7 separate regions of the Homo sapiens genome follow, and all the other regions are linked to region 4. The links are chromatin contacts, found by Hi-C or POLR2A ChIA-PET in ENCODE. All regions are on one chromosome and are shown on one strand. Each heading gives the region's core, a stretch centred on a gene start or an enhancer-like site at or near the end of the contact. The rest is flanking DNA. Distances are from core to core; before and after follow the strand shown.

Region 1 (4,016 bases), core at 1,396-3,895, 980 kb after region 4:
TTCAAGGATTAGGCTAAGGATGGAGAGAGCAGGACCCTTTCCCCACAGGACAGCACCTGCAGCAGTTCTGGGCTGCCCTTTCCTCTGTCCCTAAGTCCACCCCTCCTGGCTAAAACGACAGCATCGGTGCTCCAGTGCTTGGAGTTGATATAAGGGCCCTGATTTTATGGCCGTGAGGGATCGTATGACTGTGACTTCATGGTGGTAGAGTACTTTTTTTTTTTAAGCTTCTTGGCAAAGTCAGTATTTTTGCTGATGGATGGAAAAGTCAGTAGTTCTGCTGATGGATAAGCAAGAAAGGGGCAGAGAAAGTGTGGCCAGAGGAAACTACGGTATGCATGCAGGGTGGGCTGGGACAGGCATGACCCCCCCAGCCAGAATGAGTGTAGTGGTCCCATGGGAGGAGCCATGTGCTGTCCAGGCCCAGCCAACCTCACCCGCCGGTGGCAGGAGTACAGAGGCCGGCGGTGGCAGGAGTACAGCACAGACCAAGACCACAGTCTTGGTCCCGAGGAGCCTGTGGAGTCACAGACTGGGACCAAGACTGCCTCCCACACCCTCCAGTCAGGGGTGGCTCTAGCTGATTTCCTGGGCAGGCACCTATCTGTCCTGGGCACACCCTCCCTAGCTCAGCAGAAGCAAGGCCTTCCTCGTCCCAGCAAGTAGCTGGGCTGGGGGAACGTGGCGCCTGCCCACACAGTGTCCCATGTCCCACTCCACCGCTCACCCACCCAGGCCCACAGGCACCTATGCCAGGGCAGGGCTGGGGCCACGCCACACCCTGGCAGCCCTCACCCGGTGGCCTGACAATGCCGCTTCACTCCCAGGCACAAGTCGGAGCAGGATGGTGGAGGGCACCTAGGAGCCTCCAGCGGTAGATGGCAGCCCAGACCACCCCAGCCTGCTGGGACCTGTGAGGGTGGGAAAGGCAGGCAGTGGGGGCAGCCAGCCCCCAACCTCACGCCCCAACCTGAGCCCAGGCCTCAGGGTACGAGCACCACAGCACAAGGGGTACCAGCACTCCCGAGTGACCAGGCCTCCTTGTCCAGTGTCCCAGGGCAGGCATCTGGAGGGCAGGGAGAGCTCCTTGAGGAAGGGCAGCCATTCCCTCTCTCATTTATGCCACACTTCCCGGGCACCTGCTGGGTGTCTGATGGCATGCCAGTTGGGAGGTGGAGGGTATGAAGCCAAGACTGCTACCCTCAAAGCCAGGAAACAAAGACAAGGAGGACAAAGCCTGTGGGATGGGGGACAGTGAGGGGCCCAGGGTGTTTGCTATAGGGCCAGGCCCTGTCCTGGGGAGCTCACAGCCTGATCCCACCAGCAAATCCCACCAGCAAGTCTGGCACCCTAACAGAGGGATGGCAGGCACCTGAGCTGGGGGCACTGGGAGCAGAGGAGAGCGGGGAATCCAGAAAAGCTCCAAGAAGGAGGTGGCCGGAAGCTGAAATGGGAAAGAACAAGGAGCAGGTGACATCCAGGTAGATGGCAGTGGTGCGGGGGGGGGCGGGCGGGGGGGGGAGGCGTGTGTTAGTGCAGGGAGGGCTAGGAATAAAGGAAAAGGAAGACACAGAAGGTGCCCCCATCTTGTGTCTCTGGCTACAGTCCCACGATGAAGGACAACTGAGAACCAGATGTGCACAGAACCACCGTTCAGGGAGTCTGGACCCAGCCCTGTCTGCACGTTATCTAAACGGTGACAGCAGCAGCTTTGGAGTCCCCTCTGCCGGCTCCACCACCACGTTGCTGCTGGGCCTCGGCATCAAGCCCTGCCAGGTGGCCAGAAAGGCAGGTGGCCGGGCAGGCAGGCATCACTTAACCTAGCGACAATCAAGCCTGTGCCTGGCATGAAGTCAGGCCCCCGGAGGTGCTGGCTGAACCTGAGGCCTTTCCTAGCCGTCAGGTTTTGCTGGGCACTGTGCTCTCAACATGCTCCGGGGCGACACACCATCCTCCCTCCTGCTTCAACACAGGGCAGCTCTGCAGGGGGCAAACACAGGAAGCCACAGTCACCACAGTGAGCCCATAAAGGAAGACAGTCCCAGCTACCTGTGTGTGCGAGGAGTGGGGTCCATTCTAGAGATCCCCAGGAATGCACAAACCGTCCCCAGCCCCTGGGCTCAGGACCAAGGAGGAAGAACTGAGCTGGGACATCTGCTGGGGCCACCTTCTCTCTTCTCCCTCTGGCCTCAGGAGGGCCAAGAAAAACACACACGATACCAGTGCCCTATGGTGGTCTGGACTCAAGAGAGCTGGCTTGGACGCTATGCTGAGAACACTAGGGGCAGGTCTGGCCCTGGGAGCAAGTGTGCCACGGTTCATCAGTGACATCTGCCTGGGGCCAAGCAGAACTTGTGCTGGTCAAATAGCAAAGGATGAAGAGAAGGAAAAATTCTACACACATGGGAACCATGAGTCTCCAGCATGGATAAATAAGACTGTAATTACCCCTCCTTAGCCCCCACTCGCTCCTCCAAAAAAGCTTTCTGGAGGAAACAGACAGCAGAGCAGACATTTCATGCAAACTGGTCTCTTTTCATTACAGGAGTTTGCAGCAAAAGATCAGACTTCATCTAGAGAGCAAGAAACTCTCTATTCTATCACCAAGAATGTATTCTATAGCAGGAAACTGGGGGAGGGCATATCGGGACACAGTTGAAAAGCCGGGGAGGAGGAAGGTTCAGAAGTGACAAGTTTCTAATGACTAATATCTCGGCAGGAAGTGAAAATCTCAAAAGATGTTATCAACTTTGCAGCAGCTGTCCAAGTTGGGGGGTGGGCAGGGGTTGGAGGTGACCTGGCAGCCCAGCCGGTCCCCTGCCCACCCGCACCTGACAAAATCCTCTCTGTCCAGCCACACTTGCCTCCAATGCCTTCCTCAAACCCCTCCGCCGGCAATGATCACTTCCTCAGCAATCAGTGCCCCCAGGCCCCTCTCTCGTGTCCCTGCCTGAGTCCCACACAGGGAACTGAGATCCTCAGGGTCCCCAGGGCAGATGCTGGAACATGCTCACCTCTGAATCCCCCCAGGGCTCTGCACAGTGTGGCCCACAGCAGATGCCTGCCAGCTGCTGGCTAAATGGAACTGGCTGCGGGGAGGAAGGCTCTGGTGAGAACAGAGGCTTTTTGGGACCTCCAACTAAACGCACCCTCCCCCATCTACAGTGTAAAGAACACTTTATTTCGAACAGCAATAAATCAGCATGCTGCATAAACCAGGAGCTTGGCTAGACACACTGTGTCTATTACCTCTCATCCTAACTCTTGCAGGCAGTAGCAGGGTTAAGTCCACCAGGTATCTGCTAATGCAAGGTCCATTTGATCAATAGGTATTTTTCATTGCTTGGAATATTGGAGTAAATGAGAGGGCTAAAGAGGTAAATATATGTCACATGTGTGTGTTAAGAAGCAAAATAAAGGAACATAGGAGGAAGTGACAGAAAACATAGCTCTTACAGACAGGTGGTCAAAGAGGGCCCTCGATGAATCGTCAGCTGAACAAAATGCGAGTGTAGGGAGGGTGTGAGCCAGGTGGACGGGTGGAACTGGAGAATCCCAGGCAGAGGGAACAGCCAGGGGCAAGGGGTTACAGCCAGAACAGGCCGTGCAGTCCTGCTGAGCACAGAGCCTGGGGTGGCCCAACCGACCTTTGAGGCCATTCCAACAGTCTGGCAGCATCTGCAGTGGTCTCTGCAGTCAGGCTCATTCCGAAGCCTCAGGAGGCACAAGGAAGTCTCACACAAGTAACTCACTGTGATCCCAGGGGTAGTTTAAGCTTGGGTTCCAGGCACAGATGACTGGTAGTGGTTACCTAGAGTTCTGTGTTGAGAAGGATTCTGAGGCCAGATCTGGGCTCAGAGACAAAGAGGGCCAAGATCGGTCAATGGTGCCTGTCAGAGCCAGGAATGAAGATGTGGTGACACTCCCTTACGGAGCCCAATGGGACAGGCACTGTAACACGTATGTGGTATACAACATGCCGAGGGGATGTGGGCAAAACACCAGGAACTCTCTTC
Region 2 (3,928 bases), core at 1,333-3,832, 750 kb after region 4:
AGGCTTCTCACTGTCTTGCTGTCATTGTCCAAGGTCCCTGATGGTGCATCCTCCTCCTGGAGCACCTGTGGCCTTCCTCTCTGAGTCCTCAGGAAACTCACTTAAGGGGGTTTGCCTTTGCCTAGTGAAGCAATTATCTTGGCCAACAGTGACCTCAAAAGTAGCACTGCCAGCATTCCTGTCTCCATAGTTAGGAGTGCGTGGTCCTCATCCTGCCTGGATGTGGCACTGTCACTGGTTTTATGCAATGTCATAAAGAATTTGTGGGGCAGGAGCTGAGTTCTGAACATTTGGTAATCAGGAATACTCATAAAATGAAATTTCAGAGGATCTAACCCAGAAAGCCGAGCAAGGTAGGGCATAACCACGTCTGATATGGTGGTTTTCAGTTTGTGAAGCCACAGGCAGTACAGAATAGGGCCCAGCCTCAACTATTTTTGGATGCAGCTTGAATGGACTGAAAGACCCTTTGAAACAAGTGCTGGAACCATCCCGTAGCACTTACATAACCATCTCTGCAAGGCTGTTGATAGATGAATGTAAATGAACCTAGGCAGAGCTTAGCTCATTTTTATTTAGATTTAGACCAATTTCATGTCTTCTGAAACGTAACCCATATATACACACACTAAATCTAACTCTTTTATTTTAGGCCTAGCATGAGAGGATCAAGTTGAAAGGGCATCTGTTATTATATCTGTCCCATCATATCTGCTTCTGTGATGGCTTTATTATGTACATTTCTTTCTATACATTTGTGCTCTCAGGTGGCATTCTTCTTCAGAGCAGGGCAAGTGTAATTCTGGACCAATGTGTGATTCTGAGACCAGACCAACCAACTGAAGGTAATTTTATTCTCAATTAAAGAAACACAGACGGGGCGCAGTGGCGCACGTGAGCCTGTAGTCCCAGCACTTTGGGAGGCTGAGGCAGGTGGATCACTTAAGGTCAGGAGTTCAAGACCAGCCTGGCCAACATAGTGAAACCCCATTTCTACTAAAAATACAAAAATTAGCCAGGTGCAGTGGCACGCACCTGTAATCCCAGCTACTTGGGAGGGTGAGGCAGGAGAATCGCTTGAACTAAGTAGGTGGAGGTTACAGTGAGCCAAGATTGCACCGCTGCACTCCAGCCTGGATGGCAGAGTAAATCTCTGTCTCAAAAAAGAAAGATACACACATCTCTAACAAAGGATTTTTTTTTTTTCTTGAGACAGGATCTCTCTCCATCACCCAGGCTGGAGTGCAGTGGCTCCATCTCGGCTCACTGCAACCTCCACCCCCAAGGCTCAAGCGATATTCCTACCTCAGCCTCCCAAGTAGCTGGGACCACAGGTGTGTACCACCATGCCTGGCTATTTTTTTGTATTTTTAGTAAAGACAGGGTCTCACCATTTTGCTCAGGCTGGTCTCGAACTCCTGAGCTCAAGCGATCCACCCACCTTGGCCTCTCAAAGTGCTGGGATTATAGGCATGAGCCACTGTGCCTGGCTAGGAATTTATTTTAACAACCAAAAACTTAAAACTCAATAACATCATTAACTCATAAATTATTGTTTAGTTACAGATTACGAAAATGATAGAACCAGAAGGTGCTAACAAAATGTCTGTCCTGCATGTGTGGCATTTGACATGAAGAAACTGAGGCCCTTGCTGGGCGCAGTGGCTCATGCCTGTAACCCCAGCACTTTGGGAGGCCAAGGCAGGAGGATCACTTGAGCTCAAGAGTTCAAGACCAGCCTTGGACAAGATAGTGAAACCTTGTCTCTACCAAAAAAATACAGAAGTTAGCCAGGCATGGTGCAGTGTACCTGTAGTAGCAGCTACTGAGGAAGCTGAGGTAGGAGGATCGCTTGATCCCAGGAGGTCAAGGCTGCAGTAAGCCGTGATTGTGCCACTGCACCCCAGCCTGGGCGACAGAGTGAGACCCTGTCTCAAAAAAAGAAAAGTAAAGGCTACGCGCGGTGGCTCATACCTGTAATTTCAGCACTTTGGGAGGCCGAGGCGGGTGGATCACCTGAGGTGGGGAGTTTGAGATCAGCCTGACCAACATGGAGAAACCCCGTCTCTACTAAAAATACAAAATTAGCCAGGCGTGGTGGCGCATGCCTGTAATCCCAGCTACTCGGGAGGCTGAGGCAGGAGAATCACTTGAACCCGTGCGGCGGAGGTTGCTGTGAGCCGAGATGGTGCCATTGCACCCCAGCCTGGGCAACAAGAGCGAAACTCTATCTCAAAAAAAAAAAAAAGAAAAGAAAAGAAAAGAAAGAAACTGAGGCCCAAAGAGTTTGCATACTTTGCTATTAGTTCAGCCTGTCTTCTGTGTATGCAGGTGGTGTCTCTAGGTCGTTATCACTCTGGCAAATTCTCTCCCAGTGATGGAGATGTGTGGAGCCCCCAGTCTCTCCAACCAGGGAGTGGTGCTCATGGTGACCCTGAAGTAGGCTTGTGGGTCAGGCCGTTGGTTGAGCTGTGCAGTGCCAGAAGTAGCTAAACATCCTTAAAGGAACTGCCTAGTTTATCATTAGGACTAACCATGGAACCGATGACTCAGCGTTTACTGTTGGCAGTATCATACACTCAACCTGCATGTAGATTTCGTGCATCATATTTTGTGGTTACAGGAATTTGGCCTGATGGACCCGTTGCAGAAACTCTGTACTAAATAAGCAAACACGTGTGCTCTAGTTTTACAGGCCAAGCAAACTGTGAAACAGAAGGGTTGGCCTTTCTTGCCCTTAGCAGTCATACCTTGGACTTTTGCCACTTGGTTGGGTTGCTTTATTTGGCTAAGTAACTAAAAGCAGATTTACTTTGAAGAATGAGGTTCTCAAATATTCTAGAACTCTCTAAGAATGGACATTCACAGTCATGCTGGGCAGACAGAGTTATTCCCAAATTTTCAGAGTCATAAAGCTTATGTTTGGGCTGGGTGCGGTGGCTCACACCTGTAATCCCAGCACTTTGGGTGGCCGAGGCGGGCGTATCACAAGGTCAGGAGTTTGAGACCAGCCTGGCCAATATGGTGAAACCCTGCCTCTACTAAAAATACAAAAATTAGCCAGGCATGGTGGTAGGCACCGGTAGTCCCAGCTACTCAGGAGGCTGTGGCAGGAGAATTGCTTGAACCCAGTAGGTGGAAGTTGCAGTGAGTGGAGATTGCGCCGCTGCACTCCAGCCTGGGTGACAGAGTGAGACTCCATCTCAAAAAAAAAAAAAAAAAAAAAAAATCCAGTTTGGCCTGTGTGAAGCACCCACACAAAACCTTCCTTTCCCAATATTAGCGCCTTCCTGTGGAGCTGGAACAGGGGCCCCGGGGCTAGAATATTTGATATTCAAGACACACACTGAGTCTGGTGTGGTGCTTTTCAGCAACACATTGAAAAATTGTTGCTTTTCACACCAACAATTTGAAACTAAACATTTAATGTGAATGTTTCTTTTTTTTTGAGAGAATGTCTCACTGTCCCCCAGGCTGGAGTGCAGTGGTGCAATCGTGGCTCACAGCAGTCTTGACCTCCTGGGCTCAAGCAATCCTCCTGCCTCAGCCTCCTGAGTAGCTGGGATTACAGGTGCACGCCACCATGCCAGCTAATTTTTTTAGTTTTTGTTTTTTGTAGAGATGGGGGTCTCGCACTCCTGGACTCAAGGGATCCTACCGCCTCAGCGTCCCAAAGTGCTGAGATTCCAGGCATGAGCCACCACACCTGGCCTTAATCCGAATGTTTTTTAACAATCACAACTTGATTTTTAACATTTTAATTTAAAATTTTTATTATGGTTAAAAATATACAACATACAGTTTACCATTTTAATCATTTTTAAGTGTACAGTTCTGTGGCATTAAGTACATTCACATTGTTGTGCAACCATCACCACTCTCCATTTCCAGAACTCTCTTCATCTTCCCAAACTGAAACTCTCTGCCC
Region 3 (3,679 bases), core at 950-3,449, 830 kb after region 4:
TGGTGACCCCGGCAGTGTAAGACTGCCACCTCTTTAGGTTTCTGTACAGCCAATAATAATCTCCTAATGGCTTCCTGATGTTTGATAGGTGTTCCCTCGGAAGTTAGGAATTCCCTTCCTCTCCATATTGCTGCACGGGCATGGAGGACTAGGTAAGCATACTGTATATATATTTACCCGAAAAGGTGAAAGTTCTTGACTTAATAAAGAACAAGTTCATATATTGAGGCTACTAAGCTCTATGGTAAGAATGAATTTTCTATCCATGAAATTGAGAAGGAGGCTGGGCATGGTGGCTCATGCCTATAAGTATTCCCAGCACTTTGGGAGGCCGAGGAGGGCAGATCACTTGAGCTCAGGAGTTTAAGACTGGCCTGGGCAACATGGCAAAACCCCGTCTCTACCAAAAATAGAAAAAATTAGCCGGGCGTGGTAGTGGGCGTCTATAATCCAGCTACTCGGGAGACTGAGGTGGGAGAATCGCTTGAAACTGGGAGATGGAGGTTGCAGTAAGCCCAGATTGCGCCACTGCACTCCAGCCTGGGTGACAGAGCGAGTCTCTGTCTCAAAACAAAAAAGAAAAAAAAAAGAATTGAGAAGGAAAAAGAGATATGTGCTAGTTTTGTTGTCAAACCTCAAGCTGCAAAAGTTCTGGCCACAATGTGTGGTAAGTGATCAGTTAAGATGGAAAAGGCATTACATGTGTGGGTGGAAGACGTGAACAGAAACGTGTTCCAACTGACAGCAGTCGAGTTCAGTACTATCCACTGGGGATCTTGGAACATACTCCACGTGGATGAGGGGGTACTGTTATCATTAGGGCATAGTCAGGCAGCCGTGCATGGTGGCTCACACCTGTGATCTCAACACTTTGGGAGGCCAAGGCAGGAGGATCCCTTGAGCCCAGAAGTTTGAGACCAGCTTGGACAACATAGTGAAATCCCATCTCTACAAAAAAAGTTTTTAAAATTTGCCAGGCATGGTGGTATGCTCCGGTAGTCCCAGCTACTCATGGGGCTAAGGTGGGAGGATCACTGGAGCCTGGGAGTTCGAGGCTGCAGTGAGCTGTGATCACACCACTGCACTCCAGCATGGGTGACAGAGCAAGAGCTAGTCTCAAAAAAGGAAAAAAAGAAAATGGTAAAATGTGCAAATGTGGAATATATATTTACAAAGTTCTTGGGTTTTACAGAAGATTTACTCCTACCACCACCAAAATATTTATACCTTTGAAATGCTTTTTTTTCCAAACAGCATTTTGTTTACTAAGGCAAAAGAACAGCATTTTGTTTACTAAGGCAAAAGGTCCTTTGAAGAGCCTAACATTTATCACCATTGCTGCCCCTCACCTCACCCCTAACACTATTCCACCTCCTCTCTGTCTGCTCCCCTGCACCCCCTGAGCCCAGACCCTTTAACCTCTTGCATAGGAGGGCAGCCTCACCCTGTGGGTGGGTCAGGCCTCTCCAGTGCTCAGGCGGCTCAGAGTCCTCCTGAACAACTCCAGTCACTTGCCCTTATCTCTTTCACAAGCTCCCACTGCACAGTGCCCAACAACATTAGAAACTGAGTCACTGACCGTGTCCCATTACACTCTTACAATATCCTGTGCTGGTTGCACTGCTGAGTGACGGCTGACTCACCCAGATCAGGGGAGTCCAGCTTCGCAGCCATGGCCCCAAATGTTTGTTGAACCTGCTTAATTTTCATTCATTTCCTTAAACAGGTCTAGTTTCATTCTTTAAGGAGCAACAGTTGTGAGAATAGAACACAGAGGGTAGAAATGAACCCCGCATTGTACACACAGCAGTTAAGCGTGAGGATGTAGCACAGTGGTTCTGGGACTGACTTCAGTTCTCCCTATGCAGGGGCATGATGCAGCCCTGGGCGGAAGTTGCTGGGGCTGGGGCTCTCCAGGTCTCCCTTTGTCATTCTAGGGGAGTTCCCACAGGCAGGGGCTGTGCTCAGTGCTGGTGCGGCAGCAGGGCTGACACCTCCAGCATCCTGAGAACTCAGCCACATGGGGATCTGCGGCATCTCACGGCTCAGTGAAGCCACCTCAGCTCTGCAGCCTCCCTGACCACATGTCCTCCAATTAGGATTTTTGTCCCTGATTTGGGACTGCAGAGTTCCATGTAGCGAGGGCCTCTGATTGAGATTGTACCCCGACGTTTCTGCAATCTTGATGGCTAGAAGAGAGAAGCCCTCACCATGGTAAAGCTGCCAGCACGCTTCTGACTCATGTTTTGGGGGAAGACACAAATGGGTCTTTGGTTTTGCAGTAGTAACAGCAGGGTTCTCTTCTGGCATGGAGGAGTCTGAGGCATAACCATGTAATGGGTTGTCTTCACTGTGGGCAGAAATTCATGGGGAGAGGATTTCAGTTGTTTGGTAAAGAGGCTGACACCAGGTTGAGCCCAGAGAAAGCTGAGAATAAGGGTCCTAGACTCAGTGACACATCCAAACCCCTGACCCCGCTACAGGGAGAGGCAGGCCTGTGGTCCAACATCAGGGGCTCTGATGCAAGGGAGAAGACCCCTTAGCAGGGCCCAGCCCAAGGACCACAGGAGCTCTGCATTCCAGGATCCAGTTTTGATGCTTGTCCATTCCACTGTAGGATTCCTGCTCAGACCTTTAGTAGTTTTGCTCAGCTTTCCTCTTTTATCCTAGCCTTGACTGTGCTTTGAGGAAGCACCTGTATCCATGGGGTGGCCATGGTGAGTGTGGCTGCAGCCTGCAGAAGCTAGTTACAGGGAGATAGGAGATGACATGCAGGGAATGATGGGGTGATTTAAGGCGAGATATGGGCCTGGTGCCAACCAGAATGGATTTGTGGGACATAGGAGCATCACTGGGCATTTCCAAGAACATTGAGGGGAGGTAATCCTGGTGAACAGTGCATAGGATGCTCCATGGATAACAAGGGCAGGCTGGAGACCTTGGCACCTTGAGGGGAGAATGAGCCACACAGACCCTGCAGGAGATGGATCAAAGACAAGTGAGCCAGCTAAGCAGGTCAGGGCTCCTTAGTCCCCTGGAGGTCCTCTGGCCCCTCCGTCACTCAGCAGGGAAAGGCATTCCTCTGAGGTTGTTCCTTGCCCCTCATTGCACGGGCTTTGCTGACCACCAGCCCCGACTTGGTCCAGCCCACTGCATTCTGCTACATCCTGCCCACTCCCTGTGGCTTCCACTGGCTGCACGATGAGGTCTAACTCAGATTCGAAAAACCACTTCCTCTAGGCAAGGTGGAGAGGAGGATGTGGCTTACCAGCAATTCACATAAACTCAATGTGTGTCAGCAATAAGATTTCTCACCAGAAGTAAAGAAGCAGAGAGGAAAATGGGCCTGTTCTCCATGGGGCAGGTCAGACAGACTTGCTCTCACTTCACATTCCAGGCATCGCATTTGAAGAAGTGGATTTTGTTTAGAGGAAGGTACAGAGGGGTGGGTGCTTAAAACCTCTTAAGTTTAGGGCTGGATGTGGTGGCTTATGCCTGTAATCCTGGGGAGGCCAAGGCAGGTGGATCACTTGAGGCCAGGAGTTTGAGACCAGCCTGGCCAACATGGTGAAACCCTCTTCTCTACTAAAAATACGAAAATTAGCTGGCTGTGGTGGCACACGCCTGTAATCCCAGCTACTTGGGAGGCTGAGGCAGGAGAATTGGTTGAACTTGAGAA
Region 4 (3,723 bases), core at 822-3,321:
TCTCGCTCTGTCACCAGGCTGGAATGCGATGGCGCTATCTTGGCTCACTGCAACCTCCGATGCCCTGGTTCAAGGGATTCTCCTGCCTCAGCCTACTGAAAGTAGCTGAGATTACAGGCACGCGCCACCACACCCAGCTAATTTTTGTATTTTTAGTAGAGACAAGGTTTCACTATGTTGGCCAGGATGGTCTCGATCTCCTGACCTTGTGATCCGCCTGCTTCGGCCTCCCCAAGTGCTGGGATTACAGGTGTGAGCCACCGCGCCCGGCCAAGATGCAGTTTTAATAAGGAGTTTGGCCATTTAGGCTTGTAACTGACTGGATTATTGCATATTCTTTAAAATTAATTTGTATTAGTCCCTTTTCTTCTATTTCCTTATCTCCAACTCTCGCATTAGTATGCACGCTTTATTCCTACTCAGGTTTTCCCCTATGAGCCCAGGAGTATTATTATTATTTTTTTGCAGGGATTAGGATCAGGTTTGTGAAGTGAATAGTGTCTTTCTAATCTGCAGAGGGAAGGCAGCATCCCCTGGCTTGCTGCTGCAGCCTCTCTTTAAATTAAACAGCAGGTTCACTCTTTCTGCGGCATTCCAGAAGGAACATCAGTAGGAACAGCTCCACAGATGCTGACGTCTTGTCTAAGGTTATCCCAAGAAGTCCTGTGGCATTTGCAATGTGCCTGTACATTTTTCCTTTTTTAAAAAACATATTCCTGCAGACTTTGTTGAAAGCAGAAACAAACACAAGCAAGCAAAGCCCTTTCTAGCACAGCATGTTAATCACACACTTTGCCATATTCTGTGAAACAGTAAGCAAATGATAACCTCCAACTGTTGCCCGGGCCCTGTAAAACAGAAGATCAAATTCTGTGTTCTGCCTTGGCAAGAAAAGAAACTGCAGCATTTTGTCTAGATTTTTACAAGTCCTGGGGTTCACATTACTGGCTGAAATTGTTCTTTCTCTACTTTACAGAAAAATGGAAAACACTAGTAAACTTAAAGATTTAAATATTATTTTAAAAGGAATATAATAAAAAATGGAAAACACTAGTATATTTAAAGATTTAAATAGTCTTTTAAAAGGAATATAATCAAAACTGTAGTTTAAAATACAATCTAGCTCCATAAGAGAGGCAATTGGCTGTGTGTTCCACTTGTAATGCAGAGGATTTGAAGCATCTATTTTTTCCCTTGTTTCTATGGATTTATGAATAAAGACTCTGACCCTTCTCAGGATCAGGAAAATTACGAAAAATTTAAAGCCTGGGTTTAAGGTCTGTAGAAGCTGCACAGGTACACTAATTTTAGTAAGACGGGCGCCAGGAAAAAGAACAAAATAGTAGGGGAGAAATATTCAGGCATCCTAAAAAATATTCAGTGGAAACGTAAAAACATTAAAGACTGATTAAACATCGCAGCATGACACAGATTTAGCAACTGAGCATAAATAATTTGACTCGGATACTGCTCCAAAATCCGAAGAGGACCAATTTCTTCCAGGAGGACAACTACCTCGTCCTCTGCAGACCCCTCTCCTCGGCAGCTGAAGGAGTGTGGCCAATCTGCCTCCACCTCCCCGCGGACCCCCTACTCTCAGGACCTCCTGCAGCACCCCAAACTGGAAGTGGCCGCTGCAGACCCAAGGACGAGGGGCACGCGGGAGCCGGCAGCCCTAGTGGAGCGGTTGGAGATGTTGAGGTGGGAGGGTCACCCAGGTGGGGTGAGGCTGGGGTAGGTAGCGGAGTGAACGGCTTCCGAAGCTCTGGGCCGCCCCCAGGTTGGACTAAGCAGGCGCTCTGTCTTCGCCCCCGCCCAGGGTGGGCGTCTCCTGAGGACTCCCCGCCACACCTGACCCGAGACCGCGCGCCCAGCCTAGAACGCTTCCCCGACCCAGCGTAGGGCCGCCGCGACTGGCGCGCAGGGGGCGGCGGGAGGCCTGGCGAACCCGGGGGCGGGACCAGGCGGGCAAGGCCCGGCTGCCGCAGCGCCGCTCTGCGCGAGGCGGCTCCGCCGCGGCGGAGGGATACGGCGCACCATATATATATCGCGGGGCGCAGACTCGCGCTCCGGCAGTGGTGCTGGGAGTGTCGTGGACGCCGTGCCGTTACTCGTAGTCAGGCGGCGGCGCAGGCGGCGGCGGCGGCATAGCGCACAGCGCGCCTTAGCAGCAGCAGCAGCAGCAGCGGCATCGGAGGTACCCCCGCCGTCGCAGCCCCCGCGCTGGTGCAGCCACCCTCGCTCCCTCTGCTCTTCCTCCCTTCGCTCGCACCATGGTAGGTCGGGAGTGGCAAATGCCGGCGTAGCAGCTGCCCGAGATTTCTTCCCAGATTTCTAGTTGTTTTGTTTGTTTTTTGTTTGTTTTTGGTTCTTGGAGGTTTTTCTTTTCTGAGTGTTACGCAGCAGCTGCGCTTAAAGGAGGTTGCATTTTGGATTTGCATCTCGGCGACCTCTGCCAGGGAGCTTCATTTATTGGTTCCCCTTGGAGCTGGACTTGGTCGTAGGCCGTCCACGGGCAGGGGCTCCGGCCGCAACTGCAGCGGGGGTTTCTGCATCCAATCCCCCTGCCCCCCGCCCAGCCCCGCACCCACTGCATCCACTAGCGCCGCACCCGGGCTGCCTGCAGCGCAGCGTTTCGGCCTGGGAGCCGGGCGGGGCCGGGCACTAGACCCCCCCCCCCGGCCCGCCCCTCCCCACCCCGCTTCTCCGCCGGCGCGAAGGTGGCAGGTCGGGCGGGCAGTGGAGAATGAATGGGCTGGAGCTGGCCGGTGGCGCACATTGTTCCGGCCGGGTGTTGAGGGGCGCAGTCAGCGCCCGCCACCTCCCCACTTTGGCCGGCCCTGCTGGGCGCCCTCCCTCGGTCGCTCTCCCCTCCTTCTTCCCGGGGGGCGCGGCGCGGGCGTGGGCTGGGAAGGAAGGAGCCGGGGAAGGGTGGGGTTGGGGGCAGGAAGGCGAGGGGTTGGGGGCGGAGAGGGCGGAAGCGGCGGCCGGGCCGCCCTGCGCCCGGGCGGGGCCCTGCGGTGTGGCCGTGGCTTGTTCCTGCCGCTTTCGCACCCTGCGGCCCCCCACCCAGTGCAGCAGTGCGGGCGGGCGTGAGCCTCGGTGCACCAGGAGGCACTTCCCGCGGGAGGCGCTGGGCTCGCGCTAATTGGGGCGGGGGGGGGGGGCGGCGGGGGAGGAGGGAACTGGCGCGCGGCTTGGTTTCCATTAGAGACGCAAAGTTTCTGCTCCGGGAGGAGGCGGCGGCGCCGCGGGCTCGTCGCCTGGGGGAGCAGAAGCGGGTGGGAGGTGCGGGTGGCCTTGGCCTCAGCCCTGGTGCGCGGGGGCCGGGGGTGGTGACCCTCCTGGCCGAGGAGGGGCGGCGTCCAGACGCCCGCTCGGGGGCCGCCTTCCCCCCCACGCCTGCCCCCGGGCACGCGCCCTGCCCGGTCCCTCGCCCCGCGCCACTTCCAGTCCGCAGAGAGATGCCCTCCACGTTTCTGCTTTCTCTGCAGCCTCTAGATTGCCAGATGCGACTGTGCGCCTCGCTGGGTGTGTTTTCCACAGCCCCTTCCTCCTCGGCGTGCAGGGCTGACATCACCGACTGCGTTTCTGGTTTGGCGGGTGGGGAGATGGTTCCCCGCAGGGTTCTGGTACACCTTTGCCCCCAGGGCTAGCGCCATTTGGGGGAGGAGGTTTTCGTTGTCGAGAAAGTTGGATGCTCCTGGTAACCCCTCTAACAAG
Region 5 (3,964 bases), core at 1,256-3,755, 700 kb before region 4:
CTCTGGTGTCTATTTAACACTGCCAAGTGGTCAATGAAGTATAGGGAGTGAAGGTTGGGCTAACTCATGTGTGTAACTAAACCTCTGTCTAGAGAGACCAACCAGTTAAACAGCTGATCTGGGCAATTCTATCTGCAGACACTTATGGACCCTTACCAATATTCTGTGGCCAAGTTGTTCTGGGCTCAGTCTGATAATAACCTCTGTGGAAAGAACTTTAGGATAATGAATGAATAATCAGAGGGGCTATGAAAGTTTCCAAATAAAAATTCATGTATGCAAATGCCCTTATTTTATTGTAAAATTCACTTTTATTTTTGTTGCTATTATAACATTAAACAATTTTTTTTCAGACAGGGTCTTGCTCTGTTGCCCAGGTTGAAGTCTAGTGGGACAATCACAGCTCACTACAGCCTCAACTTCCTGGGCTCAACTGATTCTCCCACCTCAGCCTCCCAAGTAGCTGGGACTACAGGCATATGCCACCATACCCGGCTAATTTTTGTATTTTTTGTAGAGACGGGGTTTCACCATGTTGTCTAGGCTGCTCTCGAACCCCTTGGCTCAAGCAGTCTGCCTGCGTCAGCCTCCCAAAACGCTGAGATTACAGGTATGAGCCATTGGGCCCATACATTTGGTACATTTTAACTACCAAATGTACAGCAAATTAATTTAATGATTTGCCCTTTGCACACAAAGTCATTAGGTATACACAGTTTCATCGTTTTTTTCCCTCCATAGTGCTAAACATAAAACTATTCTGTTCAGACTTTTGGTTTAGCTTTCTGAATTTATCTTCTACCCTCCACCATGCAAATTAAAGGTTCTGTTTTGATACTGGGAAAAAATGATCTAAGATTAAGAGGACATTGTGTATATGTGTGTGTGTGTGTGTGTGTGTGTATAAATTAATTTTATATGATCACTTGTCCAAACACAATCACGTTTTCAAACTAAAAAGTGTGTCAAAGTGGTTTTAGAAGAAATTAAATAGTCTGGCAAGATGAAGAATAAAAAAGTTCCAAGTGAATGATCCTTTGGAGTGGAAAAAGGTTAGCTGTGAATATGCTTTTGAAATATACTACAGGGGATTCTCATCCCAAGATTATGGTCGTTCATGCCTCTAGGTTTAAGTGTTGCTCAATCAGCAAGGTGCTCAATTCACAGTGATTGCTGCGCATTTCCTTGTTGATCAAGAAAATGCAGAATCTCAGCGCAGACACATTTACCAGCACATTTACCATCAAAATGAATATAAGAAATAAGATTTTGATTTAAATTTTCCAGTTGCAGCAGATCGAGAAAAATATGTGCAGGAGAGGATTCCATTTGAAAAGCTCTGATTCAAATAAGTCCAAAGAGAATGCATCTCTATGTACCTAATGTTGCCTTCGAATTAGACAGTAAGCTTTTCTCGCTCAGAGCCCTTGTCAATTTGATTAAACTCACAAACATGTGACTGACTCCGCCTCTATTAAAAACACTCAAGCCAGAGAACGACTGAGAAGCGTGTGGCTTTGTCTTTGTGAGTGGGTCTTTTGGCCAAGCGATCATTACACTAGCTAAATGGGTGTACGGTTAAATTTAATACTCCACAACTGAATTCTCCAATCGCAGCTCACTGCAAAAAGTGATTTAGAATAATGCAAATTTGAGTCCAGAATCTAGAACACCCTTCCAGGCACGGAGGTTTTCCGTTTAAATGGCCCTCGGGAAATAACACTGATTTTCAAAGTCGTTTTAAAAGGCAGCTTTTGGCAGCTGCTATCTTTTGCATATTCTCTTTCCGAGATTAAAGAACCTTCAGGTGACAACACCTAGGGTAAAAGGATGGGACATCAGGCTGCAGACGTGCGTATGCGTGTGTGCACACGCGTGCAGTCTTGACTAGGTGTGGAAAAAAGGTCCGAAGAGATTCCAAAATCAAAAAAATTCCCTTGGCCTACTCCGGCCCCGAAGACCAACTCAGACCCCACCAGACAAACTGGAAAGTCTCCAAGCTCTCAGTCGCCCCAGTCGGCGGGGGAGTGAGTGGGGCCGACCGGCCTTGCGGCCCTGCCACCTTTCGGGGCGACTCGGTTTCTCCACTGACACCCCCGGGCGCGAGGTCTGGTCCATCCCGGAGTGGGAGCTAGGCAGGGACGCCACCTGGCAGCCCACTCTGGGCCCCTGGCCCGCGTTTCCCGCAGGCGCCGGCGGCGTCGGGCGCGGCCGCCGCGCTGCCATGGCAACGGCGGTCCGCCCCCCCCCCGCTTCCCGGCGCCGGCGCGCCAGCGGGGCGGGGCGGGGCGGGCGTTGCTAGGAAACCGGCGGCGGGCCGCCTCCGCGGCGCGGTCTCTCGGCTTCCACCCTTCACCTACTTCCCCTGCGGGGCCGGAGTGGGGGAGGGTCGGGGGAGGCCATCGGGAAGCCACGTGGTGGCCCGGGGCCTCGCGGCTCATTCTGCGTTGCGCCGTCCCTTCCAGGTCGAGTTGACGGCCTTTTCCCCCTTGGCGTACAAGTATTGAGTCCCGCGCCCTGGGAGGGAGACGGCGCTCAGCAAATTTAGATGAATGCAACGCTTCAACGTGGGCTCTCGACCTCTGGTCCCCCATCCCCTGCCGGCTCTATTAGGACAATGAAGTCCCCAAACTCCACTGGAGGGTTCTTCACCCACTCTTCTTCCCCTCCAAAGGAACCATCTCTTGAACTTCACGAAATCCAGGAGCAATGCTAAGCGTTTTGTATACATCACCTCATTTTCAATCCTGTGAGGTGGGAGCTGGGAACTTCATTTTAACAGGAATAAAATGTGGCCTACAGCTGGTTGGGGTGGAGCCAGGACTTGAAGTCCAGTTGTGCTTATTAACTTCAAGTGTCTGCCTTTTTATAATGCTCAAGTTCGTCCTCTCAGCTGCCTCTTGGCTAGCCCAGCATCCCCCTTTGCTGTCCAAACACCCACACCAGCCAGGACACACTGTCTGGAACATGGTCTGACAAGGGGATTAAAAACTTGAAATCAAGGTTGTCCAAAAAATCTGGGGCATACGGTTTATGTTGATGTATCATTGATAATTTACAGATGTCCCACTCTGTAATGTACTACCAGAATAACCACTTATGATCATCAAATTCTTAGGAAATGAAAATCCAAACCAAAGACAATTGACTCATGGTAGGTACTCCATTCTGGGCTTTAACATTTTTTTTTTTTTTTCTTGTAAACCATAGCTGTTCACTAAGTGTTTTTTTTTTTTTTTTTTTTTCTTTATTTCCTTGTCACTGACTTGAAGCTCGAGAGTGTATTTTCTACTAGGGAACTGTCTTGGGTTGCCAAGGATTTGCGTGCAAGCAATTTATTAAGGAAGAGCTTCCAGGAGAAACTAGAAAGGGAAGCAGAATAGGAAAGAAGCAGCCAAGCAAGGGAGCAATTTAAGGTGAAGTTCCAGCCCCAGCAAGATCCCCAGCTAGTTCTGGAGCATAAATTAGAATTTATCCCAACTTGAGGCAAGGGAGCTGGGGTTTTCATAACCCTGCACCAATTAGTCACTGGCTATAGTCTTTCCTGGAAAGGGTGGGGGGACAAAAATACCTAGCACTTCTGGTTCTGAGGTGAGTCTGGGTGAGTCTAGGCACTTAATTTAGACGCGTTAAGTGAGTCTAGGTGCTTAATACCTCTTCTGCAGTGAAGTGGCTCCTATAGATTAAGGGAAGGAAGTTCTCTGAAGGAAGGGGTATGAACCTTTAGGAGTAAACCACTTAGAAGCTGGGGCTAGGGGCAATGAACTGGAAAGGGGGATATGAAGGGATCTGGGCAGAGCACCAACAACACCCATGACAGTCCACCCCCTGCACCACTTAGATCCACATGTGCATTAGTTCGTTCTCAGGCTGCTATAAAGAAATACCTGAGGCTGCAAAATTTACAGAGAAAAGAGGTTTAATTGGCTCATGGCTCTGCAGGCTGTACAGGAAGTATGGTGGC
Region 6 (3,522 bases), core at 541-3,040, 770 kb before region 4:
TTTATTATTATTTTTTTTTTTTTGAGACAGCCTTGCTCTGTCACCCAGGCTGGAGTGCAGTGGCGTGATCTTGGCTCACTGCAACCTCTGCCTCCCAGGTTTAAGCGATTCTCTTGCCTCAGCCTCCCAAGTAGCTGGGATTACAGATGTGTGCCCTCATGCCCGGCTTATTTTTGTATTTTTAGTGGAGATGGGGTTACGCCATGTTGGCTAGGCTGGTCTCAAACTCCTGGCCACTTCGGCCTCCTGAAGTGCTGGGATTATAGACCTGAGCCACTGCACCTGGCCTCAAATGTTACTCTTATCTGAAAAACACCCTCACAGACACACCCAGAATAATGGTTACCCAAATATGTGGACACCCCATGGCCCAGTCAAGCTGACACATAAAATTAACCATCACATTGTAAAAGACTGTGTTTTACCAGGATAATTCTAGAAAGTGTATGGAGGATGATTTCGATCCAAAATGTTGTAGATATCAGAAGGCAGGGTGACTTATTAGGAGGTAATTATTATCCTAGTTCAGATGCAGACCTGAAGGAATTCATCGTTGGTGGCTTCAGATGACCCTTCAGTGATCCATGGGTGATGTGTGATGTTACACACACCAAAGGCACCACACAGACACAACTCTCGGAGGAATCCATCAGAAGTGCAATGCCTAGAAAAGAACACAGTGGATAACTACGGGGGGGTCCTGGCTGCCCCTGCAACAGGCTGAGGACAACAGTGTCTTCTGGCCACTTTAACTACCCAGTTGCAGTAGACACAAAGCGGGGTGGCAACCTGGCTCCTTTTGGGGGGATTTCTCATTCCACGCCATGGTCCTGGTGTTGAGTGGGAACAGCAGGATTGAGCCCAGGGTGGGCACTTGACAGCATGCTGGACACTTGACCCCATGCCAGGACAATTAGGGTCCTCTGAAGTTCCCTAACTGAAGCCAGGGGAAGCGAGGATCCTTCTCTTCACTTGGATTGCCAAGCTTGGGTGCCACCAGTAGCCCCATCCTCGGTTTGCAGGCTCAGAAGATGGATAACTACGCAACTATCAGCCCAAGCACAACGTTAAAACACGATGAAAGCCCAGTATAAACTTTGGATTATCCAAACAAACTTTTTTCCCCTCTATCATCATAAACAGTTTAGAATAGGCTGTATATATCGCCACCGTTTATATACACACAGGGATGCACCGAAATCCTCACTGTACTGGGAAGATCCCCGGAACACTCTCCAGCTTTCTAGATATAGGTGGTATCAGGTTATACTGAAAGAAAGATTTTCCACTTGCTTCTTTGTATGCTTCCAATTGCAATAAAATGCCACCCGTCTTCACCCTATGAAGTCACAAGCCTTAACATTCCCCATGAAACCGATAGCCTCACCCTTTCACTAACGCAGGCTTAGGAGATGGTGAAATCACACGTGACTTGGATGTCATTACTTTTACCCACCATTTTATAAGGGATTTATTGCCTCAGCGGTGACAGCACTAAATCAGTCCTATGAATCTATGCTTGTCAAGAGGAATGGACAAAACTCACTTTGATTCCTTTGTCTCTCTGATATCTATCACATTTATTCCTTCGTTGACCAAACCCGGGCTTGCTTTGGCAATAATGGCTAATGGGCGGCATCTCATCCCCGGCTCCTACAGAGCCAGTCATGGAATGGCCCACAGCTTGTGTTTCTCAGACCCCCTTCTCAGTTCTGGCTCAGGCCCTTTAGGAATCATTTATCCTGGGGCCTGACTACCAAGCAGGGCTGCGAAGAAGGCCTTGAGAGGAAAGCGTGGGGCAGAACGCTGCCAAAAAAACAGCCCAATCTGGCTCTCAGCCAACCAGCTGGCTGCTGCGGGAAGGCCTCTCCCAGCCTCTCCAGACCCCCCTTTGTCTCCCTCGGCCTCCCTTTCTCAGCTGTCTCGCCTCAGGTAATCATCCACACTCTGCACTTCCCCAGCTCTTTTTATTCCCGCATTTCAGATCACTTTACACACGTTAATTAAGCCTTAAACCACTCAGGAAAGAAAAGCAAAAGGCGCGTGGGGATGTTTGCACTGCGCCCCTCCCAGCTGCTCTGGCCCCGGAGCAGGCCAGCCGCGAGCCGCCCCACTCCCAGCCCGGGAGGAAGGAGAGCCGCAGAGGCTGCTGGAGACCGGGAGGGCTTCTCCTGCGACACGCAGGGTAGGGGTGTCGAGGGTGGAAACTGACTCCACACATCACAGAACACCCCGTGTCATTGAGAGGCGCATGTCATTGTTACGGGACAACCTCCCACATATGGTCACCCGCTACAGTTGATCCAGATGACCTTTGGAAGGTGGGTCCTGGGCAAGACTGCTGGTGGAAAGAGGCGGTCTCTGCATCACACCTGGATTAGGTGCACTTCAGTCTGTGCCATTGTGGTCGTGATCGTGGGTTTTTGAATCAGAGATGTCTTAGTTCACATCTGGGCTCTGTTGTCTCCCAGCTCAGCTGTCTTCCACATATTGCCTGATATCCCAGGCCCCACGGTCTTATCTGCAAAGTGCATGTGATAGTATCCACTACCCTCCCCCAACCTGGATTTTTGTGGAGGATGAAATTAGATCATGCATGCAAAGTATTGGCACGCCAAGTGGTAGATGTTAGAGCTTGTTTGAGCCATCTTTATGTTTAGTCCCAGCCAGTCTGAATTAATGTAGTTCTGCTATGGCTGCTTGGACCCTCTAGCTCAAATTGGTGCTAAAGTCTCTCATTCACAAGAAATGGTGGGGAACTCCAGATGAAGTCTGTAGTTTAGTTAATCATCTGTATCAGTGGTAATTTTTTAGTTTTGGTAAATGTGTCATGGTTATTTGAGTACTAACATTACAGGAAGTTGGGTGAGTGGTGTGAACTCTTCTGTTTTTGCAACAAATGCTCATCTAATGATAACAATAATCTTATGAAAATACATCAAAATTCGTAATGGCTACACAGCGGGTGTCATACTTCACCTGATATGGTTAGGTTTTGTGTCCCCACCCAAATCTCATCTTGAATTGTAATCCCCATAATCCCCACAATCCCCACGTGTGAAGGGAGAGACCTCAAGATTCAAGGTAATTGAATCATGAGGGCAGTTTACCCCATGCTGTTCTCGTCCTAGTGAGTGAGTTCTCACAAGATTTGATGGTTTTATAAGGGGTTCTTCCGCTTTTACTCGACACTTCTCCTTCCTGCCACCTTGTAAAAAAAGGTGCCTTGCTTCCTCTTTGCCTTCTGCCATGACTGTAAGTTTCCTGTAGGCCTCCCTAACCATGCTGAACTGTGAGTCAGTCAAACCTCTTTCCTTTATAAATTACCCACTTTCAGGCAATTCTTTATAGCAGTATGAAAATGGACTAATAGATTACCTATATTTTTAGTGTACTATATTAAGATACCTCCATAGTGACCAAAAACATGCCAAGTCTTCGTTACCAAAATAAGAGGCAATTTATGTTATCTCTAGCTGTTATCACCACCAAGAAAAATCCCTTGGGTTTTCAGTGCCTACA
Region 7 (3,564 bases), core at 461-2,960, 980 kb before region 4:
ACCACAGCTGAGGAGTTTTCCATTATTATACTCTAACTACAGATTTCGCCAAATCTTTTTTTCCTCCTGTTTCAGAGGGAAAAAAAAAGAATCTGGATCATGTGAGTTGCAGTTAAGCAAACATTTTTAATCTGCTGCCAACAAGGCTGCTCCACCAGATACGCAAATAGTTATTCACTGGTGACCTCCTTACAACTTTTCTCTACACACACACACACACACACACACACACACACACACCCTCTTTTGTTTTTTTTATGACTTGCTGTGTTTTGTTACCCTCTTTATTTTTTAACGGAGAAAATGCGGCAAGAAAGCTTAGTTTCTCGCCTAGTAAACAGAAGGTCTCCAAATAACTGACAAAGACATTACTGGCCCAGCTCTGAACAGATGTTCGATGCGAACTTTAAAAAGTTAAGAAATCTTCCCAGAGCCGAGCAGTAGCGAGTTTGGGGGGCCGGGTCACCCCCGCCCACCCAGCACGCGCGCGCGCGCACGCACGCGCTTCACTCTCGTCTACTGTACTTGTCAAAAACATTTCAAGGGGACCTGCGGGAGTGGCGATTGGCTGCACCCCGCGTCAATCAGCGGCGTTGCCGGGCAACGGGGGAAACTGCTCTTATCCCCATATACAGGGCAATTGGGAGCTCGCATACCTTCACTGCCGGTCAGATGTCATAAACCTTTTATTGGCCGCACCGCGGCGAGCCTCGAAAACAAATCAATAAAAGCCCGCCGTCCCCCAACTTATCCAGGGCCCAAGGAGGGTTTCAAACAGGGCCGGGATGAGGGGGGTCGGGCCTCGGGGGTCTCCGGAGACGTTCGTTGCCTGTGCCAAGTCTGCACAGTTTGGCCGGGGGGTGATCTTTGTTAGGAGCCTGTTTCTCATCTTGGGGTCTCCACTTGATCGGAACCCCCTCCCCGGCCCGGAACGGCGGGGACCCCGTCCTCCGCAGACAATACCAACTCTGTTCCTTGCGGGCGTCTTTTCGGAAACCGAGGCACCGGGAAGCAGCACGCACGTCGGGGCAGGAAACTCTTCGGACCCGGCAACTTCCCGGCTCGGGGGCTCCCGGGGTCCACACCCGACCCTCCCCCCAGGACCTGCGGGGTCCCTCGTCTTCCCAGAGCGGCGAGGTAGTCTCCAGGACCGTCTCGGACGCGCCTCCCGCCCCGGGTGCCCCCCGAGCCCACGCGGGAGCCGGCAGGAGCGGGGTGCAAACTCACCTGGCCGGAGCGGGGCACGGGGGTGCGGGGGCGCCGCTGCCCTTCAGCAGGAGCCGACAAACTTTCGCGGGCGCCCGGCGGGCATCGCTCGGTGGCCCCGCTAAGGACGCGCGGGCGCGGCGCGGCGAGCCCGGGGCGGCGGGCGGCGGGGGGCGGCCGCGGGCGCGGGCGGCAGGGGCGCGGGGGTCGCGGCGCGGCATGGGACCTGCGGCGTCCGCCGGGCGCGCCGCGCGTCCTCCCGCCGGCCCCGCCGCTCTCCCCGCCCCGTCCCGCCTCCCGCTCGCCTCCGCCGCGGCGCGTCGGGCCGGGGCGCGCCGAGCGGCGAGAAATTGTTTCCACTGCAAACAAAAAAAGGCGACACATGACCAGGCAGGAGGAGGGGAAGCGCGGGGAGGGAGGAGGGCGGAGGGAGGGACAGAGCGGAGGGCGGAGGGAGCCGGAGAAAGGGAAAACGTGGGCCTGGCCGCCAGCGGCCTGGGGCGCGGGGCACTGACCCGCCGGGGCGGACCCTGCCCGCGCCCCTCGCGCGCCCCAGCACTCAGCCAGGGCGGAGGCCGGGGCTGGGCCGCGCGGCCTCGCCTCTTGGGCCCCGCGGGGCGGGGGTGACCGGCGCGGGTCCCGCGACCCAGGGCGGCCGCGACCGTGGGCGGTGGGGCAGGTGGGTCAGGCGGCGCGTGCCCTGTCCCCTCCCCGGGCTCCGGCCACACGAGCGGGCCGGCGCTGCGCTGCTGGCAACGTGTCGCGGGAACGCTCCTACCCCATCTGCATGCCTTACATGGCTCGAAAGTAAAAATAAAAAGAATTACGATGCGGGCGAGGCTTGTGGGGGTGAGAAGAGGAGATTCCACGTCTCCCCAGTGCTGCGTCCTGATAGGACCCCCAGGGCCTTCCGAGCCCTCTCCCAGCGACCACCTCGTGTCCCGGAGGTAAGCACCGCAGCGTCCCACCCAGGTGGCCGCGTGTCTCCCGAGGGAGGGCCGGTGGCCATTACAAGACAAGAGGCACCGTCCTAAAGGCCACGCCGGTGGGGCCTCTCAAGTGGGTTGTGCGGAACGCCCCGGCCGGCCTAGAGAGAAAACAGGTCTCATTTCCATCTCAGTTTGAGCTCTCAGGAACCAGACTGACAATTCGCAAGCCACCCAGCGAAATGGTGCAGCCACCACTCTAAGTCTCTAGGCACCTCCAAATAATAGCACCCACTGCTAAAGCCACACCAACCAGCCGCCTTGGGAGAGGATGAGAGGAGAGAGTCCAACAGGACACCCTGGTGGTGACAAAAATAAAAATGTGATTGCACATTACTCCCAGGTAGCCAAATTGGTTGGTTCCTCTACAGAGGAGAAGCCCAGGGCACCCTTCCTGCCACCCCCTCCTGAGCCAGTGGACAGGACATCGTGAGCGGTCTGAAAACTACAGAAAAAAACAGCGAGTAGACCTGGAGAAAGCTTTCTAGCATGCAGTACTTTTAAACCTAGCCAAAAGGAGGGACTAAGGGAAACACCAGTTAGGCTTCTGAAAATTTTTTCTGTCTCAAAAAATAGACCCCCCCCCCCCAATCTGAGAGTCATTCCCCCTAACAAAGGTTCAAGAGGGCAGGTGACAAGTCTTCAGCAAAGATGTGCCTTTCAGACTCACCGGAGACCTTACTACTTCCAAGTTGTGTGGCATCTCCCCATCTGGAGACAATTAGGAGGTGGAAGCCCAGGGGTAGCCTGAGGTCATCCAGCCCCACCCCTTTGATTACTGAGCACTTGATGCGACCTACCCAAAGTCACTAAGCAAAAGGCACAAGGTGGCAGAGACAAGTCAGATGATCTTTGAAGTCTCACGCCAGAGATTCTCAGGGTTAGAAGTGGTAACAAAGCCAGGATGAGACAATGTGTACCCTGCTTTCCTGTAGCTCCGGCTAATGCAGGTCCTGCCCCTCCATCAGCGCGTCAGTTGAGGGTGCTTATTCTCCGCCAGAGGAACCAAGGCCAGAGACCTTTGTCCAAGCCCTTGCTGGCCTAGAGAGGACGAAGTCGCCCCCTTACATCTTCCTCTTCCATCCCCAGCCCCCAACCCCACCCCCAAGTCCCCCAGCTACACTCACACAATAGCCAGAAATCTCTTTATATTAAGTAGAGGTGGCACCTTATTTTCACCGGCCCCAGTCCCCTCCTGCTTTCTCAGAGTTCAAAAAGAGGGGATGTGAGCCAAAGGTGATTGTACATGGAATATGTCATTCCATGTGTGTTTTTGCTTCTTGCATTCTCAAACATATTTCTTAATTTCTCTCTCCCATTACAGTTGCAGCAAGAGATGTGAGAAGGTGTCACCCTGAAGAGGAAGTGGTGG

Evidence for each region. A loop is a pair of places that touch in the nucleus more often than their neighbours do. ChIA-PET counts read pairs that join two places held with the same protein, here RNA polymerase II (POLR2A). Pooled maps may share reads with other maps.
Region 1: a loop to region 4 is called in a pooled map, with 4 times the contacts of the local background. The contact joins the enhancer-like site here to the promoter of CALM1 in region 4. A Hi-C loop is called at or near these places in 2 of 37 single-sample maps with no recorded cell type and 2 of 50 pooled maps. POLR2A ChIA-PET finds 5 or more read pairs at or near these places in 1 of 52 experiments (B cell).
Region 2: a loop to region 4 is called in a map of ascending aorta, with 5 times the contacts of the local background. The contact joins the enhancer-like site here to the promoter of CALM1 in region 4. A Hi-C loop is called at or near these places in 3 of 168 maps with a recorded cell type or tissue (PC-3, ascending aorta and gastrocnemius medialis), 1 of 37 single-sample maps with no recorded cell type and 9 of 50 pooled maps. POLR2A ChIA-PET finds 5 or more read pairs at or near these places in 1 of 52 experiments (endothelial cell of umbilical vein).
Region 3: a loop to region 4 is called in a map with no recorded cell type, with 8 times the contacts of the local background. The contact joins the enhancer-like site here to the promoter of CALM1 in region 4. A Hi-C loop is called at or near these places in 4 of 37 single-sample maps with no recorded cell type and 9 of 50 pooled maps. POLR2A ChIA-PET finds 5 or more read pairs at or near these places in 2 of 52 experiments (CD4-positive, alpha-beta memory T cell and activated CD8-positive, alpha-beta memory T cell).
Region 5: a pooled map shows a loop between it and region 4 (2.1-fold over the local background). The contact joins the enhancer-like site here to the promoter of CALM1 in region 4. A Hi-C loop is called at or near these places in 8 of 50 pooled maps. POLR2A ChIA-PET finds 5 or more read pairs at or near these places in 2 of 52 experiments (activated CD4-positive, alpha-beta T cell and activated naive CD8-positive, alpha-beta T cell).
Region 6: a pooled map shows a loop between it and region 4 (4-fold over the local background). The contact joins the enhancer-like site here to the promoter of CALM1 in region 4. A Hi-C loop is called at or near these places in 2 of 168 maps with a recorded cell type or tissue (OCI-LY7 and naive thymus-derived CD4-positive, alpha-beta T cell), 5 of 37 single-sample maps with no recorded cell type and 12 of 50 pooled maps.
Region 7: a loop to region 4 is called in a map of natural killer cell, with 19 times the contacts of the local background. The contact joins the promoter of FOXN3-AS1 here to the promoter of CALM1 in region 4. A Hi-C loop is called at or near these places in 3 of 168 maps with a recorded cell type or tissue (CD8-positive, alpha-beta T cell, naive thymus-derived CD4-positive, alpha-beta T cell and natural killer cell), 5 of 37 single-sample maps with no recorded cell type and 18 of 50 pooled maps. POLR2A ChIA-PET finds 5 or more read pairs at or near these places in 1 of 52 experiments (MCF 10A).

The regions. Positions count from the first base shown.
Region 1 is chr14:91,371,031-91,375,046 of GRCh38, forward strand. The region is part of intron 3 of CCDC88C (coiled-coil domain containing 88C); the gene reads right to left. LOC107984673 (a long non-coding RNA gene) reads left to right here. Exons shown (of 2, transcript XR_001750858.2): 2 at 1,606-3,221. Among named protein-coding and RNA genes, the nearest start is that of CCDC88C, 45 kb to the right of the region's middle. RefSeq lists enhancers at 723-1,335, 2,939-3,008. Within about 2 kb of position 2,646, at least 12 of the 41 ENCODE cell types and tissues checked have a DNase peak (open chromatin) inside an H3K27ac peak, as active enhancers do; they include B cell, where a contact is called at or near this core.
Region 2 is chr14:91,147,014-91,150,941 of GRCh38, forward strand. All of the region lies in intron 1 of DGLUCY (D-glutamate cyclase), which reads left to right. Among named protein-coding and RNA genes, the nearest start is that of SNORA11B, 23 kb to the left of the region's middle. Within about 2 kb of position 2,583, at least 12 of the 41 ENCODE cell types and tissues checked have a DNase peak (open chromatin) inside an H3K27ac peak, as active enhancers do; they include endothelial cell of umbilical vein and gastrocnemius medialis, where a contact is called at or near this core.
Region 3 is chr14:91,226,697-91,230,375 of GRCh38, forward strand. No RefSeq gene overlaps it. Among named protein-coding and RNA genes, the nearest start is that of GPR68, 16 kb to the right of the region's middle. RefSeq lists enhancers at 1,691-1,750, 1,761-2,040, 2,071-2,390, 2,451-2,540, 3,088-3,137. Within about 2 kb of position 2,200, at least 11 of the 41 ENCODE cell types and tissues checked have a DNase peak (open chromatin) inside an H3K27ac peak, as active enhancers do.
Region 4 is chr14:90,394,958-90,398,680 of GRCh38, forward strand. CALM1 (calmodulin 1) reads left to right here and starts at 2,072. Exons shown (of 6, transcript NM_006888.6): 1 at 2,072-2,276. The coding sequence starts at 2,274. RefSeq lists silencers at 1,764-2,183, 2,464-2,623, 2,634-3,183, 3,264-3,333, 3,374-3,443 and enhancers at 1,868-2,162, 2,284-2,333, 3,504-3,723.
Region 5 is chr14:89,699,431-89,703,394 of GRCh38, forward strand. No RefSeq gene overlaps it. Among named protein-coding and RNA genes, the nearest start is that of FOXN3-AS2, 130 kb to the left of the region's middle. RefSeq lists a silencer at 2,235-2,294. Within about 2 kb of position 2,506, at least 26 of the 41 ENCODE cell types and tissues checked have a DNase peak (open chromatin) inside an H3K27ac peak, as active enhancers do.
Region 6 is chr14:89,623,526-89,627,047 of GRCh38, forward strand. The region is part of intron 1 of LOC105370617 (a long non-coding RNA gene); the gene reads left to right. Among named protein-coding and RNA genes, the nearest start is that of FOXN3-AS2, 49 kb to the left of the region's middle. RefSeq lists enhancers at 2,020-2,593, 3,265-3,324. Within about 2 kb of position 1,791, at least 10 of the 41 ENCODE cell types and tissues checked have a DNase peak (open chromatin) inside an H3K27ac peak, as active enhancers do.
Region 7 is chr14:89,415,644-89,419,207 of GRCh38, forward strand. It overlaps FOXN3-AS1 (FOXN3 antisense RNA 1), which reads left to right and starts at 1,711. Exons shown (of 2, transcript NR_036500.1): 1 at 1,711-2,153; 2 at 3,517-3,564. FOXN3 (forkhead box N3) reads right to left here and starts at 1,590. Exons shown (of 6, transcript NM_005197.4): 1 at 1,228-1,590. RefSeq lists enhancers at 442-736, 751-1,284, 1,285-1,817, 1,442-1,736 and silencers at 1,432-1,641, 1,682-1,971.